Regions from separate parts of the Homo sapiens genome. Here regions 2 and 3 are each linked to region 1. Evidence: chromatin loops called from intact Hi-C (ENCODE). Cell type or tissue: ascending aorta. All regions are shown on one strand. Links, peaks and the distances in the headings refer to the core of each region. The heading gives the core; the rest is flanking DNA.

The links. Peaks named below come from ENCODE experiments on the same cell type or tissue, not always from the same donor. Only the 100,000 strongest peaks of a DNase experiment are listed, where the experiment ranks them.
Region 2: a loop joins it to region 1, with 2.3 times the contacts of the local background. A loop is called at or near these places in 3 of 110 quality-filtered maps.
Region 3: a loop joins it to region 1, with 2.8 times the contacts of the local background. A loop is called at or near these places in 12 of 110 quality-filtered maps.

What each region holds. Positions count from the first base shown.
Region 1 is chr1:117,693,462-117,699,350 of GRCh38, forward strand. No RefSeq gene overlaps it. Among named protein-coding and RNA genes, the nearest start is that of TENT5C, 90 kb to the left of the region's middle. RefSeq lists a silencer at 5,096-5,271 and an enhancer at 5,320-5,889. In ascending aorta, for the core only: no CTCF peak of the experiment used is centred there; DNase peaks (open chromatin) are centred at 2,570 and 2,850; H3K4me3 peaks cover 491 bases; H3K27ac peaks cover 3,920 bases.
Region 2 is chr1:117,818,936-117,824,824 of GRCh38, forward strand. LOC105378929 (a long non-coding RNA gene) reads right to left here and starts at 2,866. Exons shown (of 3, transcript XR_947744.3): 1 at 1,865-2,866. In ascending aorta, for the core only: no CTCF peak of the experiment used is centred there; a DNase peak (open chromatin) is centred at 3,022; H3K27ac peaks cover 2,488 bases.
Region 3 is chr1:117,750,814-117,756,702 of GRCh38, forward strand. No RefSeq gene overlaps it. Among named protein-coding and RNA genes, the nearest start is that of TENT5C, 150 kb to the left of the region's middle. In ascending aorta, for the core only: a CTCF peak has its summit at 3,441 (motif pointing left); a DNase peak (open chromatin) is centred at 3,438; H3K4me3 peaks cover 350 bases; H3K27ac peaks cover 699 bases.

The DNA of each region.
Region 1 (5,889 bases), core at 726-4,725:
CTTCCCTTCCTTCCTTCCTTCCCTTCTCTCTTTCTGTCCCCTTCCTTCCTTCCTTTTTTCTTCCTTCCTTCCTTTCGTTTTTCTTCCTTTCTTTCTTCCTTCCTTCCTTCCTTTCTTTCTTCCTTCCTTTCTTCCTTCCTTCCTTTCTTTCTTCCTTTCTTTCTTTCTTTCTTTCTTTCTTTCTTTCTTTCTTTCTTTCTTTCCTTTCTTTCTTTCTCTTTCTCTCTTTCTTTCTTTCTTTTCTTTCTTTCTTTCTTCTTTTTCTGTCTCTCTTTTCTTTCTTCCTTTTCCCTTCCCTTTTCCCTTTCCTTTCCTTTCCTTTCTCAGAGTATTGCTCTGTTGCCCAGGCTGGAGTGGTGCAGTGGTGCAATGCAATCGGCTCACTGCAACCTCCACCTCCTGGGTTCCAGCAATTTTCTTGCCTCAGGCTCCCAAGTAGCTGGGACTATTGTGCCACCACGCCCAGCTAATTTTTGTATTTTTAGTAGAGACAGGGTTTCATCATGTTGGCCAGGATAGTCTCAAACTCCTGGCCTCAAGTGATCAGCCTGCCTCGTCCTCCCAAAGTGTAGGGATTACAGGCATGAGCCACCACGCCCAGCCAATTTCTGGTTTTCTTTCAAGCTCATGCAGATAACACATTTCTAACTCTAAATTAGATAATGTCTATAAGAGATCTAGCAAGCTCCTTTGTACAGAGTAGGTACTCAGCAAATACCAACTAAAATATAGTGATTATAAAAATAACTCACAGTGAATCATTTTTAGGCTTAACCCTTTCATTTAAGGCCCTTTGGAGCTCTTTAACGTCTTGATTCCTGAAATCCTTTATAAGAAACTTTTATTTAGCCCAGTGGGTCTCAAAGGCTTGAGGCAGGGCTTGACCAGTAATCAGAACCCTCCTGAAGGTATTTTTTCTGATTCCTTTCCCCACCTTTTCCTTTCACTCTTTTGAGAATCAACAAGAATTATGTTCTCTCTCAGGTGCTCCATGTGGAAAAATATATTGAGATCACTTAGCCTTGTCTTTTCTTTCTTTCTTTTTCTAAACGAGAAACACTTAAAACTATATGTTTATGATTTACCTGAGGAAAGGCTGTCTTTTTTTTTTTTTTTTTTTTTTTTTTGCCTCTTTCCTGCTGTCAGATAAAAGCAGAACTGGAGAGAAAAATTATGTTGCAGGCAACATAGTCAAAATAGTTCCAGAGCTGTGTTGCTAACCCAGCTTAAAGTTTCTCTTTGCCCCAGACTTTTTTTCTTCTAAGAAAAGCCTCTATTCTAAGAGACTTGCTCTTCTTAGAATAGCACCGGCAGACATAGAGCAGTTTACAGCTTGCCTTTTTATAAAGACAGCCCATTTTCAAGAGGAAGAATAAGGAAGGAAGGGTCTAAAGACAGTGTCTGGGCTCAGATCGCACATTCCTACCTCCTAGCTGTATGATCTCTCTCGGCCTCAGTTTTCCATCTGTAAATGGAGATAATACTAGCTTCTATTTTATAGGGTTATTAAGAATTTAAAAAGCACTTGGCACATAATAAATACTCAATATATATTAGTTCACATTATTTTATTTTTATTTGAGACAGAGTCCCGCTCTGTCACCTAGGCCAGCGGAGTGCAGTGGCACGATCATAGTTCACTGCAGCCTTGAACTCCTGGGCTCAAGCAATCCCCCCACCTCAGCCTTCCTAGTAGCTGGAATCACAGGCATGAGCCATCATGCTCAGCTAATTAATTTTTTTTTTTTTTTATAGAGACAGGGTCTCACTACGTTGCCAAGGCTAGTCTCAACTCAAACTCCTGGGCTCAAGCGATCTTCCCATCTCTGCCTCCAAAAATGCTGGGATTACAGGCATAAGCCAACACACCTGGCTGCTCTCATTATTTTTAATGGACATCTAATTATTGAAAACTTGCTATGTGCCAGCCACTGTGTGTGTACGTGTGTGCGTGTGTGTGCACATAGTATGTGTACAGATACCCACATACTATGTAATATTTATTTATTGTGAGTCTGCCCTAATCTTCATGGAGGAAGGTTCTTAGCCTGTTTTACTCACTGCTGTATTCTTGTACATGGAACAATGCCTGAGACATAGGAGGCATCCCAAAATATTATTATATTATATATATATATATATATATATATGTGCATATATACACATTTATATTCACACGCATACAGTTATATATACACACATATATCTATATATACACCCATATGATTACACACATACACATACATAATTAAAAATGCATTTTCTTGCCAGAAATCTTGATACTAAACTAGGAGTCCAATTAGCTAGCCAAGAGCAGATTATGAGAGATTTGGTTAGCACAATCCAATTTCAGGAAATATCTTAGTATATAAATCCTGAGGTTTCGAGAAGGTAGAGAAGAGGTTAACACAGCAACTCTGACGGAATCGAAGAGGAGGGAGTGGGAAGTTGTTTCCAGTGAGATGATGCTGAGGGAGGAAGAGAGACAGGGGAAGCTGCCAGACCAGAACTGGGGAATCTGGGTTGTTAGAGCGTTGGTGCTGATTGGCTGATTGGTGGCGGTCACAACCACCCTGATTCCTCCCTCCAGCGGGGCTGCCCTGGGTTCTCACAGAGTTTGTTTGGGAAGGGGGTGAAGGCGGGTTTGCACCCTTTGCTGGTCATTTCCAGGGCTTTCTCTGGACCCTGCATCTAGTGAAGCAGTAGCTGCTTCTCTCTAGCCATCCAAAAGTTGCTTTTCTGTTTACGTCAGTTTGCTCTGTTTCCCAGAGCTCTGGGAATTGCTTTAAATGACAATTTCTGGACATTGTAAGTCCTTTGCTGAGTCACTGCTGAAGAACTTTCCGGCAAAGTAGTCTGAGACTCCACTGACTAAGGCAACAGGCTACAGCACTAGAGCCCTAGCAACAGGCCTAAACTAAACAGAAATGGATTTTGAGGCTGCTAAGTGCTTAACATGGGGGAGAAAAATCCCAGGTATCCCTGACAGCTGAGCCACCCACTCTCAATCTGGAACAGCCTTCCCCCATGTCCTTTATTCCCAGGAGTCACAGGCTGCAGAGACCTCCAGCTGCAGGGCTCCCCTAATGCTCTCAGTTTCTCCTGGGGCTTCCAGGAGAGCAGAACCCCCACTGGCCTGCCCATCCACTTCTCCATCCTGGTGTCCCTGGAGACAGTCTAAGCATAAATGCTCAAACCAAAGAATGTGAGGGGCTGGCATGGATCACTTAATGTGCTATCTGCTCTTTGGAGAAATGGCAGAGATCCACATAAAATGTAGCTTAGCAATCACATACTAAGCCAGTAGATATCTAATAATGTTAGTCCGGCTCATTTGGGAATTTTTGAGGCTTAGGAGTATTCAGCATAATTCCATTTGTTTAGCAAATTGATGATGTAGAAAGAGAGATTCCTATCCACTTAAACAGTAAACTACTTTGGCAGCAAGCTTTCATACAACAACAATTATAAGCAAATTACAAATGGTTTTATCTATTTGGCAATGGTGAGCCTTTAAAATGAGCTCATTTATGTAAGCATTCATTCATTAAAAACATAGTGAGAGCTTGCTATGTGGAAAGCTGCTAGGCAAGTGGAGAAGGCTGATCTCCATTAGAAGGAATGAGTATTTACTTTGCTGCACATAATGTTGGGTGCTTTTCCAATCTTAGCATTTAATCTTTGCAACAACTTTGTGAGGTAGGCATGGCAAAGACTGGTATTTGTTCCCCCATATTCATTCTTAGCTTTATTTTGGTAACAGAACCTTCCTACTCTGAGTTTTGGTAGTATATGTGGCTTCCCAGTTATTGCTGAATAGGATGACTGAAGAATCAGAGGCCTGGGATTGCTAAGCCTTTCTCAGCCTCCCTTGTAGCTAAGTGTGGTCATATCATTCTAGTCAATAGGATTTGAACAAAAGTGACTGTGCAACTTTAGGGGTGAAGTCCTTATAAAAGGAGCTATTTTCTCTTTGCTTGCCTTCCTGGGATCTAGAAAGAGATATGGTTGTGGAGCTGATGAGTAAGCTTTAGTTTATCTGGGCAATGGCAGAGCAATGAACAAAAAGAAGCTGGGGCCATGGATGGCTTGGGAGAATAGAGTCTCCTGTCTGTCCTCATCTGTCTGTCCATCACCTTGTCATTATGTGAAAGAACAAAGGTCTTATCTGAGTCTTTCTCTTTAGGGGATCTCCTTGCTTCATAAGCCTAATTTCTACAGTTCTAATATAGTAATAAGAAAGCTACCCTAATGATGAAAAATGTAAAGAAGTTAGGCAAATGTTCTGAAATCTCTAAGGAATTATATGGCAGAGCCCAGACTCAGACTCAGGTCTGCTGTGTTCTGCTACATCATGTCACCTTCCTTAAAATAAGCAGACAGACACAATGTGAACCCCCTGGGTTTCTCAAGAAAAGGAGTTCTGCTGTTGCTGCCATGAGATTTTAGTGGTTCATCTTTCAAAACGTCTACCAGAAGGGGGAGGCTCCCACCTTTATTGAATACCTACTGTGTACCAGGAACCCTGTTGTACACTTTACGTGTGGCATTGCACTGAAGACACAAATGCACACAAATGCTGCTCTCAAACTACGCAAAATGACATGTACTTAAATAGTTCCACATGAGAGACAGAGAGTGCTAAGTGAGTGCAGAGGAAGGAGAGGATGTACCTGGCTGTGTGGGATTGGGAACAGCTTCAAGAAGGAGGTGGCACTGGATTTGAGTCTTGCAGAATAGGTAGTATTTGGGGGACAAGGCATTGCAAGTAGAGAAAACACCATGAGCAAAGGATGAGGAGCAGGAGAGCACTAGAAGCAGGTCCTTCTTAGCATGTCCAGAATGTAAGCTCCCTGATGAGAGCAGGTAGGTGACAAGGACAGGTAGGCTGATGTCAGATGAGGGAGGGCCTGGAGTGGCAGGCTAGAGAGTTCAGACTTCATGTATGGGGTTGAGGGATGCCTGCAGAATTCTGAATAAGATGTTGGAAAAATCAGAGCTTCAGAGTTGATGAGCATTTCTAAGCCATGACTGTGTCCCAGGCGCTGGACAAAGATGAATCTACCAGTAATGGGGACAACAGAGTGGAGGAGGACAGACAGGAAACCAGAAGGCCAGCAAGGAAGCTAACTCCGAAGCAGCAGCAGGAGAGAGGGGTGGGGACGACAGAAGAGATGTTGCAAGGGCAGGACTGACAGCACTTGGCAGCCTCCTGGGTGTGGGAGGTAAGGGAGCAAGAGGAACCCAAGATAACACAGAGGTTTGTTTTTGTCTAGAAGCTTGAAGGAGAGAAAAATTACTTAAAGATATTCTGGCTAGCTGTTTTCTTAATTAACACACGGAATGGGAAGTTTTACAATAAGCTAAAAAGCCCTCTCTTTTCTAAGGAATAGTTTATAATTAGATATATAAAAGATATGGTTACAGCACATTCTCTTTCTCTGAAGATAAAAGCGTTGGCAGAGAATTAGGATTAATGATCCTCTGTGGAGACTAAAGCAGCTCCATCTTGGATGCTAACCTGCCAGGTTGACTTCTGATTAACCCCAGTTCCAGGAATGCCTTTTAGAGCTCCAGTTTATCTATTGTTCTTTGTGTAAGAACATCTACACATCTTTTCTTTCTTTCTTTTTCTAAAAGAGAAACACTTAAAAGAGTTTCTTTTCTAAAAGAGAAAACACCTTAAAGCCTGCCCTTAGGGCAAGTCCCTACTCATTCCCTCTGAGGCAAGTGTGCCCCTCCCCTGTGGTATATAATCCCTGGGTCTGGTGGGTAATGGTAGGGGGATCCACCATCTTGTCTTGTGGCCAAACAAGACACAGACATGGCTTCTGTTCATTACATCCTTACTAAATGTTTCTTTCTAAGAAACTGGATTTGTCAGCCTCT
Region 2 (5,889 bases), core at 1,007-5,006, 130 kb after region 1:
GCCAGAAGGTCTGTTCCAGCTTCATTATCCCAATCCCAGGTAGCCCCTTTTTTTGATAACCCATACAATGGTTTTATCATTTGAGCCAAATGGGGCACAAATGGCCGCCAATACTCCAAGAGGCCTACAAAAGTCTGCAGCTGCTTCATCGTGGTGGGTCGGGGGTATGCCTGGATTTTCTCAATGATGGCCTCTGGTATGGCCTTTGTCTTACTCAACCAAATAACTCCTAAGAATTTCGCAGATAATCCAGGCCATTGGACCTTGGATTTGTTGATGGCCCAACCACATGCTGCCAAATGTTGCCACAAGAGGGGCACTGCCACTTTTAAATCTGCAAGAGAATCAGAGGTTAACATAATATCATCAATGTAATGAAACAGGAGGACCCCTTTTGGACATTTCCAGGCAGCTAATTCCATGGCAACAAGACCACGACAAATGGTGGGGCTATGCACATAGTCCTGCGGCAGTATGGTAAAAGTCCATTGTCATCCTTCTCATGTGAAGGCAAACTATTCCTGGCTCTCTGGAGCAATGTCAATGAAGAAGAATGCATTAGCTAAGTCCACCACAAAGTGGTACTGTCCTAGTTCCATTGTCAAGTGGTCTGTCAAATCCATGATGGAGGGTACAGCTGCATGCAGAGGAGGTGTCACCTTATTCAGTTCCCAATCATCCACTGTCATCTGCCAAGTTCCATCAGGCTTTCTGACTAGCCATACCAGGGAATTGTAGGGGCGATCAATGCTACGCACTATTTACACCTCATCTAACTTCTTAGTAGTCTTAGTTATCTCTGTATGCCCCCCTGGCAAATGGTATTGATGAGTGGAGGTAACCCATCAGGGTTGTGGCAGAGCTTGGGACTGGTGATGTGTATGTCCACGCAGTACCAGCTTTACTATGCAAACTTGGAGTCTGAATTCTTTGGCCGTGAGGTGTAAATCCAGACCATGCAAAATGTCCATCCCCAGAAAATATTCACGTATAGGAGAGACATACACAGAGTATAGGTGGGGATCCAAGCGGCCAATGCCAAGATGCAGAGACAGGTTTCACCTTTACTGATTGGCCCCCATAACTGTCAATGAATACAGTTTTGCCCAGAAACTTACCCGGGTTCCCAAAAACTAGACTGCAGTCTGCACCAGTATCTACCAGTGCCAAGACCCTCTGTACATTAGTTGGGGAGCAGTGGATTGCCAGCTCCACATGTGGCCTCTGGTCATCCACTCCCCAACTCCCACAAAGCCAGGCATCTTGGCCAGTTCCCTAATCAAACAAGAAAGGTGCCATATCTTCGCCTGTCTGCAAATAGTCCTTGAGCTGCAGTGTCTAGACAGGATTAGGTTGAACAACTGTTTTGCCCCTTCTTGGGCATTTTCCAGAATTGTTGCTCTGGGGAAAATTGCCTCCACAGAGCCAACAGCATTTCACTGGGTTGCCCGTCAAGTGTCTCTTGAGCAACCCTAGCTGAAAGTAAATCAAACCACATTGGCTTGTGGGTCACCCACTGGGCCCCTTGTTATATCCTTGGATAGTTACCTGTGGACCTTCTTTACAGCATGGACTTTCCCTTCTTTATGGCATGGAGTCCCTGGTCCTGCCAATGGCCTTCTGCCTCCCCAAGGGCTGCCATAGCGGTAGTCACTTCATGTATACGGTGCCCCACATATAGGGTGAGAACAGAGGCCAGAGAGCCAAAAGAGTTTGGGGATGCTGAGCCCAGCACCAGATCCCTCATGTGGGAGGCAAAGCATTTATCATCTGGCCCCCAGGTATTCAGATCAAACACAGCCTGCTGCATACCCATCTCCTAGAGTATCTGCACCAAATCAGTATATGATTGCCATTTACTCACAGTTTCTGGTATTTCTCTGGCATCATTCCAAACAGTCCATGTGGCTCCCATTAGCCACTCAATTAAAGTGTGGTCATCTTGTCCCTGTGCTGACCATTGGCACAGCTGCAGCCACTAATGAAGGGAGGGGTGAGTTGTGATAGAAGCCAGCTTCTCTATCAGAGGTGGAGCAGGGAATGTTGTCAGTTCCTTTGTCCCAAAGATGGAGTAACCAGGCAGGGAGGGGCTGCCGGCGCGTTTACCTAACTCACACAACTCAGTGGGGTTATAAGCACTATAAGAGGTGTGTTCCACCACTGTGGGAGTCCCTGGGCTCTCCCCTGGGGCTCCATTGGCTGCTTGCGTTCTACTTCTGATGGATCATGGGGCAAGCCAGCAGCAGAAGAGCCTCCTCCTCCTCGGCATCAGACCCAATGAGAGTGTCCGGCTGGGAGGATGGGCTCAGGTCGCACTAACAGCTGTTGCTAACTCCTGTTCCAGGCTGTTTATCTGGGCCTCTAAGCACCCTGCTTGAGCCTGGAAGTCCTTCATCCCCAGGCTGTACTACAAGCTGTGCATTTTGGCCCCCAGGCACTTAGCTTGTGTCTGAAGATCCCTTACCTGCACTGTGTCCTGCAAGGACTGAGTATATACTTCACACAGTGCAGTCAGAAATGCCCATCGACTCTGCCGGCAAAAGTGCATTCCTTCTTGAAGCTGTGTGCTTCCAGCTGCTCCAGTGCCTTCTCCACACTCGTGGGAGACCAGTCCACTGCCTCCTATGTTTCCACTGGGGCCCATCCAAGCAGCACCTCTGCCACTGGGTACCACAGCCCGTGCTGTGGCCACAGAGCTGACCTGGAAGCCTCAAGGAATGAAGACCCACTCACCTCATCCTGCTGACTATGCCAATTGTCAGGTTCGAGCCCCAGCTGAGGTCTGAGGGGAGTGGGTGGATAGGGGGCAGGGAGCTAGAAGAACACTCGAGAGACAGCAGGTAGATGAGATATGGCTTTATTTAGCAGCTCTTTCTCAGTGTCAGTGTTACATTTATACACCTTACAAACAATAGTGGCTGAGAGCCAGGTCATGAGCTTCTCTATGTTATGTTTAGATAGCTGTGATTATATAAGGCATGAGAATGTGTGCCTGCACTCCAATCCTGCTGAGTCATGCAGGATGTTTACCTCAGCCTGTGCCTGCTTGGCTGCAGCACAGCCATGTTTCTTACAGCTTGCTAAAAATACACATTCCTGGGTCACATCTCTCTGAGACCTGCTGAATTAGACTCACTCGATGTGGGGCTTGGTAGTCTGTATTCTTAGCACCCTCTTCATGTAATTTAGATATATGTAACAGTTTTAAAAATCATTGCTCTTGGGTTGATACCAGTGTCTCTCAATCCCTATTAAACATCTCAATTACCTGCAGAGGATTTACTTAACAAAAACACATTCAAGCATGCCTGGGCCCCACTTCCCAGAATTCTGATACAGTAGGTTGAGAGTGAATCCCTGGCATCCTCAGTGATTCTGATTCCAGGCCAAAGTTGAAAGTTACTGATCTAAATCAGTGGTTTAAAACTTTGCTGAACATTAAAATGACCTGCACTGGCTGCACCATAAACCAATGAAATCAGAATCCCCGGGAACAGAACCCAGCCATCGGTATTTTTAAAATGTCTCCCAGGAATTCCTGAAGTGTAATCATGATTGAGAACAAGTGGTCTAGATCAGATGTCAGTAAACCTTTTCCTTAAAGGTCCAGAAAACAAATATTTTAGACTTTGTGGGCTATGTGGTCTCTGTCACAACTACTCAATGCTGCCATTATAGCATGGAAGCAATCATACACCATATGTAAATAAGTGGCTGTGACTGTGTTTTAATAACATTTTATTTGCAAAATTAAGTGGTGGGCCAGACTTGGCCTATATTTGCCATTTGTAGATCAGTGTTTCTCAAATTATTTGTGGTACAGGATTGTTTTTTAAAAGAATTTCCAATCTGTGGCAGACTGATTCTTTTGTAAAATACAATAAAAATAAATTACTAGAAAAATGAAAAAGACAAAATATGAGCCTGCTGATTATGCAGTTGGATATTATAGCAATATTAAATTGCTATGATAGTTTCTAAATACTTACACTCCATTTCTTTACTTATCTTGCATGAACTGACAACAACCATCTCAGACTAGACTCATTCAAAAACTACACTTTGAGTAGCATAGGTATAATCAAATCAATCATCTTCCTGTTTAAGGAATAAATGTGAACACAGTTGGGTAGAAAAAACTTCATAGAGAAAGGACCTTTGAATCCAACTTTGAAAAAGGAGATGGACCTCAACTAGTGAAGAAGCAATGACTAGCCATCGTAGCCTAATACTTATCACTTAAAAAGCACTCCATAAAGTGAGCTGAATTGAATCAGGCAGTGAAAAGCAAGGTTTGTTAAGAAGATAGAGAGAAATGTGTTTGCCACTGTAAATAGAGGAGTGCTGATGGACTCCCAAAAGAAAGCGTGTTGAAGGGCTTTGAAATCAGAAAGGATTTGAAATCAGCTACTGGCATTGCCACTTAGTAGCTGAGTTTGTGGCAATTATTGACAATTCCAAGCATTGGTAACCTCATTTATAAAGTCAAGAATATTGTTAACTTCCCAGGATTGCTGAGGGAATTTGAGTTTTATAGTCAAAGTGCTCAGTATCTGGTGCTCAATACAGACAGTGATTATTGTTGGGGAGCCACAAGGGGCAGTGGAGAGAATGCCAGCCAGCTTCAGAGCCAGGCAGAGTTGGGTGTGAATTCTGGCTCTACCATTTGTGTGACATTGGGTCATTTAACCTCAGTGAATCTCAGTTTCTTCATCTATAAAACAGAGACATTCATACCTACCTTTCAGTTAAACTAAGAATTTGAGATTATCAAAATGTGTAAAGTACCTGGCACAAAAGAAGCATCCAGAAATGGTAGCTATCATTTTCTCATACGATTTTTTATTCATATATAATCCACATACCATAAAATTCATCCTTTAAAATGTATAATTTAGTAGCTTTTAGTATATTCACAAAGGTGTTCAACCACCACCACTATCTAATTTTAAAATAGCTATTGATTTTAAACTATTTAAATTCAATAACCCTAGGTTGTCCTCTGTCCTTTCATACCCCAAAACCTTCACTGGAGCTTGACAGGGGAGAAATCATACCATACAACAGTTAGCAATAATTGTATGTAGTCTCTTTCTAAAGTCTCACATCTTATAGCAGCTGCTCCAACCTTTTCTCCTTCTTCCAGAGCTCCAACTTAGGTGGCTCTCCTCATCTTTGTTCCTTCTCTTGGAGCTTTTGTAACTCTAGCTTCCCTATAGTTCCATGTCTTTTCTCACACTCACACCCAGTAATGTATCCCATTTCCTCAGTTTCTTTGGTTTGCCACTGCCAGGCATCACTTCTCTGTGCTCTGAGGTCTGTGCTCCATTCTCATAATGAGGTCTTGCAGAGGGTGCTCTGGCCAGGAGCTACACTCTTTAACTCCCCTTGTGTCTGGGTAGAGCCACATGGACTAAGTAGACTAGTCCCCATCTCAGGGAGGTAAGCAGAAATGATGAGTGTCACCTCCAGACCAAACTGATTAAGAAGTGGGTATGTCTCCTCTACCTTCTCTCTTCTTGTCTTCCAGCTAAAGGCAAAGGACCCCAAGACTCAAGAAAATAGCTAGGCCTCCAACCAGGAGGAGTTTGGGCCCACGGTCCACAAATTATCACATGAGAGGCAACCCATTGAGTACCTGATTGGGATTAACATGAGCAAGAAACAAATCTACTGTGTTTATGCTACTGAGAGATGGAAGATTGTTATAGAAGCTAGTTTTGCCTTAACTGAGAGCAACAACTTGTGGTGATGTCAGTGTCAAAGTCAGTGATAGCATTCCTCTGGCATTGTCCCAGGGAAGCCAGGGATTTGGTGGGACCTCAGAGCCAGAGGTCCTTGGATGCTATGGGGACTGTGGTTAAGAAAGACAAAGTCTTTGGCAGTGGC
Region 3 (5,889 bases), core at 1,007-5,006, 58 kb after region 1:
ACTCACTGCAACCTCAGCCTCCCGGGTTCAAGCAATTCTCCTACCTCAGCCTCCTGAGTAGCTGGGATTACAGTAGTGCACCACCACACCCTGCTAATTTTTGTGTTTGTAGTGGAGATGAGGTTTCACCGTGTTGGCCAGGCTGGTCTAGGCTCCTGACCTCAAGCGATCCGCCCACCTTGGCCTCCCAAAGTGTTGGGATTACAAGCGTGAGCCCCTGCACCTGGCCTTATCATCCACTCTTGCCGCCTTCTCAAAGCTGGGATTGCCACCTCTTCTTTGCTTCTATGAACCACAGCAATATCTTTTCAATACATTCTTTCTTTTTGCTTAAGCTTGTTCAGATTGGGTTTCTGTTATTTGTAATTGAAAGATTTCCGGACTAATATACATTCCTTGACCTCCCAATATAAATCAGTTCCTCTTGTCATAGTCCTTAAAATGCTCTATGCTTTTCCTTCATAACACTTATCAGAACTTATGTTTGTATATTCATTCACTGAACATCTATCTCCTCATAGATGTTAGACACCGTGTGTATTTTGTTCACTACTCTTTATCTGGCTCACAGTGTAGTGCTTTACCCATGGCAAGCACTCAATATATGTTTGCTGAATTGATGAGTAAATAAATGACCCTGTAGTTGACTAGATATGAAGAGGGGGCAAAAAAGGGAGGAGGCTTAGGATGACTTCACATTTTTCTGGCTTTGCCAAGAGAAGGGGGAATGATATCATTGACTTGTATTGGGAACATATGCGGAGAAGCCAGTGTTGGAGAGAAAGAACATGAGCTAAGTTTTAGAGGTGAGTTTAGGGTGCTTATGGTATATAAAGTGTAGCTTTCCAGCAAATAGGGGGTCCATCTGTATCCAGCTTAGAAGAGGACTAGGCTGGAGATCTGATTTGGAAGGCCTTAGATAATAGGGAGTGTTGGAAGCCTTAGGGGCTGGTGAGATCCTCCAGGGAGCATTAAATATGGGAAAGAACTGATGACTGAGGAGAGGGACCTGAAAAAAAAATCCCTCAGGCTGGTCCAGACGAAGAACAGTCCAGTGTTCCTCAGGGTCTGCTTAATTCCTGTCTTCCAGCTGGGCCTGAAGAGCCACTGGCCAAGAAGGCTAGTCCTGATTTTGGAGGAGTCTGGAAGAAGGCAGTGTTAGGCTCAGTCCAGCATCCTTGACTCTTGGCCAGACAAGTGCCCTCTTGGGCAGGGCGGAGGTTCCCACCTAGACACAGCCTCTGTCTATCTTCTCAGAGCCGTGCATCCCCCACTTGGGGACTGTCTTAGGGTATCTAATATGTCAGGAACTTTAAAAACTTTTCCATATATGATCTCAATCTTTAACCTGGGTATAAACTATTATGCCCATTTTATAGAAGAAGGATCAGAGACTTGGGAAGGTAAAAAACTTGCCCTGGATCCAACATCTGGGATGTGTCCTGGCTGGGACTCCAGTGCTGTGATCGTTCGATTATAGGCTTTCTCTTTATCACAGTTTTGTGCCTTGTGGACGGATAGTGGGTCCATCCCATGGGAGCTGTAGGAACAAAAGGTCCCAGAGGGCAAAGTCAGCAGCCTGAACACTAACAGATTGCCAACTCTTGCCAAACCCACTTTGAGGAGTGAAGTCTAGGCCTGCAAACCCACCTCATGCTGGACTCTCTCCTTAGTTGCTGCCACCTAGAGCTACCATCATCTAGCTTGTTCAGGCTGGGGCCCTGACGACGCCTACCTTCTCTGTGGCTTTCCAGGCTCCTTTTGTTTCCTGGATGAGCTGCTCCTCCATGGGTCTCCTTAGTTTCCCCTGGAAGATCATAGAAAACAGAGATCTAGCACTCTGTACTGAACAGCACTTGGGTCCTAATTCTGGGAGTAGAACATTAGGAGAAACAGTTTCTGGGAATTTAAAAGCAACAGACAAAGAAAAAGTCCTGTTAAAAGAAAAAAAAATTTTGGAAAAACAAGCATGCCTTCAAGTACTTTTTGGATGCCATTGTTGATCTCAAGCCATTTTATTAGTTTAAAGCCATAGAACACATTATAACTCAGTTTGCTCCAAAAATTATCACATTTGGCATATTTGGAGACAAGCAGGCCTGGGGAAGAAAAGGATAAAATGCAGGAGAGAAAAGGGGATTCCTATATTTCCCCTTGAGTTTTCTAAGAAAACAAAAATTATTCTCAGAAAAAAAAAAATCTTTCCAACTCCCAGTTCTTCCAATTCTTATTGTGACCAGAAAAGTATACTCACAAAAGCCACCACTCCTAGTCAATAGCTACCGTATATTTCCACACTGGAGGGAATAGTATATTATCCACATGTGCCTCCACCCCAAGACCAGGGCCCAGCAGGATGAGGGGGACCTCACTGTCTCGAGAAGCCGCACCTAAACCAGTGCCCCTTCCAGAAGAGAAGAGGGTGTGAGTTCCGGGCAGGAGCCACAACCTAAGTTTCTAGCTAAGATATGCAAACAGATAAGTGTCTAGGGGAAAATTCTTATTCCTATTTTATAGGCTCACAATTCAACAAACATTTCCTGGGTTTCTTCCATGCTAGGAGTAAAGCTAAGGAATGGAGTCATAAAAGTGAATATGCCACAGTGTTTTTCCTGAAGGATCTCATAGAGAAACAAATAAGCAAGCAATCACTTTTGGCACAGTGTGGTGAGTGCAATGATTGAGATGTGTGCCGGAGGCTTCATGTGCGAGTGAACCTGGCTGGGGGTGGGGACAGAGACAGGGAAGAATTCCTGGAGAAGGGTCTGCCTGAGTTGTGTCCTGTTGGACCAGAAGGAATTAGTCAAGCACAGTGGGGAGGAAAGCATTCCAGGTACAGGGAACAGCATGTGATAAAAGAAACATGTATAAGGAAGAGCATTTGGCACTTTTCTGGAACTATAAATAGATTAGTATGCCTCGTGCCATCAGAGTGAAGAAGGGAAGAGTGGAGATGAGGCTGGAGAGGAAGGCAGCCCACTCACGATGAAGGGATTAGATTGTTGGAGTCAGCAAATGTTTTCTGTAAAGGGGCAAATAATACATATTTTAGGTTTCTTGAGTCATATCCTCTCTGTCGCAACTACTCAACTCTGCTACTATAGCACGAAAGTAACCATAGCAGATATGTAAATCAGTGAACATGTCTACATTCCAGTAAAACTTTATTTACAAAAACAGGTGTAGAGCTGGATTGGCCCGTGGGCTGTAGTCTGCAGACTCCTGCTGTAAATCACAATTATCCAGAAACAAGCTAACCAACTCATTCCATTTGGCCCAGGACTTCTCCAGTTTTAGCACTGAAAGCCCCAAGTCCTGGAAAACACCTCAGTCCCAGGTACACTGGGACAGTTGGTCGCCTAGGAAGCTTGTTAAAAATGCGAATTCCTGAGCGGACTCCTGGCTCAATTAATCAAAATCCACTGGAGTCGGGAGAGCTACAGGTGATGGGGCGCCATCTATGGGCAAGAGAGTGATAAAATCAGATTTGTACCTCAAGTGGTTTGCTCTCGAGGAAGGAACACATTCCCCAATATCCCTACTCTTGATGGCAGGAGAAAATGGTCAATGTGTCTCTTTAAGAGGATAGAGTCAGCTGGCTAGCAGCACCGGGGCTGAGGCTGGGCATTAACTGGTTTGTGCAAATGGTTTTTCTCTAAGTAATCACTGTCCACTAAGGATAGAGGAGAGTCCACAGAATCCAACGGTCAGGGCCCTTGGATAGACCATAGGAGGGGAGAAACCAGAAGAGCCTCTCTCTGTGTTCCCCTAGAGCCAGAGCTCATCATGCCAGTGGGAGCCTCACTGTTTGTCTAGAGCAGCTGCACCGAAACCAGTGCCCCTTCCAGAAGTGAAGAGGGGAGTGAGTCCTGGACTAGAGTTGCAAGCCACATTTCCAGCTAAGGTACATGGACAGATAAAGAAAAATAAACAGAGGGGAAGATAAACTTTTGGCCCCAGATGTCCATTTTTGGAAGGTTTTCATGGTCAGCTCTTATCAGCAATAGCTCTAAAAAGCCAGGTCTGAAATTTTCCTTTCTGAAGCAACAGGTGTTTTATTTCTGTTCAGAAATGGCAACTGTTTGGCTTGGGCAAACAAAGAGTTTGCACTAAAAGGACTAATAGTACTCTCTTTACTTTTCTTAATCAGCCCCTTTTGAATTTAACTTCACAGCCATGGCGAATTTTCCACTTTAATTACAAATAGTGCTTCCTATCTTCTGGACTGCTCCTTTCTAAAACAGGTGGCTCTTATTCTAAGAACGTTGATATATGAAAGCCTATGCTCACATTGCAGATAATTTGAATTACATAAAAATTCTTAACATCTGAAATAGGTTCTCTCTTATACATTGCAGAGCTTGTTTGTGGACCATTAAGCCCATTAACAATTTGGCCAGCATTCTCTAGCTATTGCCAAATGAAGAACAATCAGAGATGAAGATAAAATATATTTTAAGTCAATGGAAAAATAAGTAGCTTTTTTTCTGGTATTAGGCAGCAGAGCTTGGTGGTTAAATGAAATGGCTCTTGAGTCAAACTGCCTCAGTTGGAATCCTTGATTTACTTCTCACTTGATGTGTGACTTTGGGCACATTAATTCATTTCTCCAAGCTTAATTTTCCTCGTCTGTGAAATAGGAATACTAGTAATACTTCCCTATTGGGTTGTCACGTAGATTAAATAAGGTAATACATGTAAAGTATGTAGCACAGAAAGCATATAATAAATGTTAGTTGTTAATATTACTCATATTAGGCAAATCATTTTACCTGTACGGGCTATGCTTTCTCATTAATGAAATGACAGAGTTGACCTCTAAAGTCTGTTAGTTACCAATTCTCCAGTTCATGTAGAAAAATAAAAAAGGCAGAGAAGAGCTATGTGGATACAGAAACATCACTCCCCAGGACAGCCCTATGAAAAGTGGCCTGGGGCAGGGGGTGGGGAGGGGGGGGCACCGACTGACACAGGGATAGAATATTTATTTGATAATAAAGTGAGGCGAAAACAGGAGAGATGTTGTGGGAATAGTCTATATGCTGCCTAGACAGAAAGAAGGACATAGATGATATTTTCCTGGTCTATACACAGAAGCTCGCTCCAAAGCTAAGACACTGGACATGAGGTATGTGTTCTAAATTCTTTGCTGGACATTTAATTCTGCTAAAAGGAGAGCATCTGATAAGTTTTCAACCTACTTCACTGGCATTTTTATTGTGTAGTATGTGAATGCATTAACAAAGTTGATAATACACTGGACTTCACTTTCACCATCAAAGAAGAACAAGTTTGGTGATGTAAAAATGGGAGGAGCATTGGGAGAAAATGACTGTGTCATTTTCCAATTTATAAGCACAAGAGACAGAAATAATGTGCCTATCAGTACTCTGAATAGTGGTGATTTTCAAAATGAAACTTTACAATCACAAATTATACCCATAAAGGAGAAAAAAGTAAGAATTTTTTGGTGATACTAGTTTACTCCATGTATTATTGTGCACTTACAACCTTCCAAGTTCTACGCTACAGGGGAAACATATTTCTTTTAAAACGCCCTTGTCCTAAAAGAGCTTACAGTGTATAATTTATGGGGATGACCATCAAGTATCCAATCTCAGTATAGTTTCATTACTGCTAAGAGAGAAGTGTGCACAGGCTGCTATTAAAACCTATGAGAGGCACCTAGTCAGATTAGGAAGAGTCACAGAAAGCTCCCCAGTGGAGGTGAGAGCTGAGCTGAGTTTTAAAGAATGCAAAGGAATTACAAGGTAAGAAGGAGATTCTATTTTGAATAAATAGAATGTCTGAAAGACATCACAGTGGAAACTTGAAACAATTTAACATTACTGTAAGACTGAGTTCAAATTAAGGAATAAAGGAAAATGA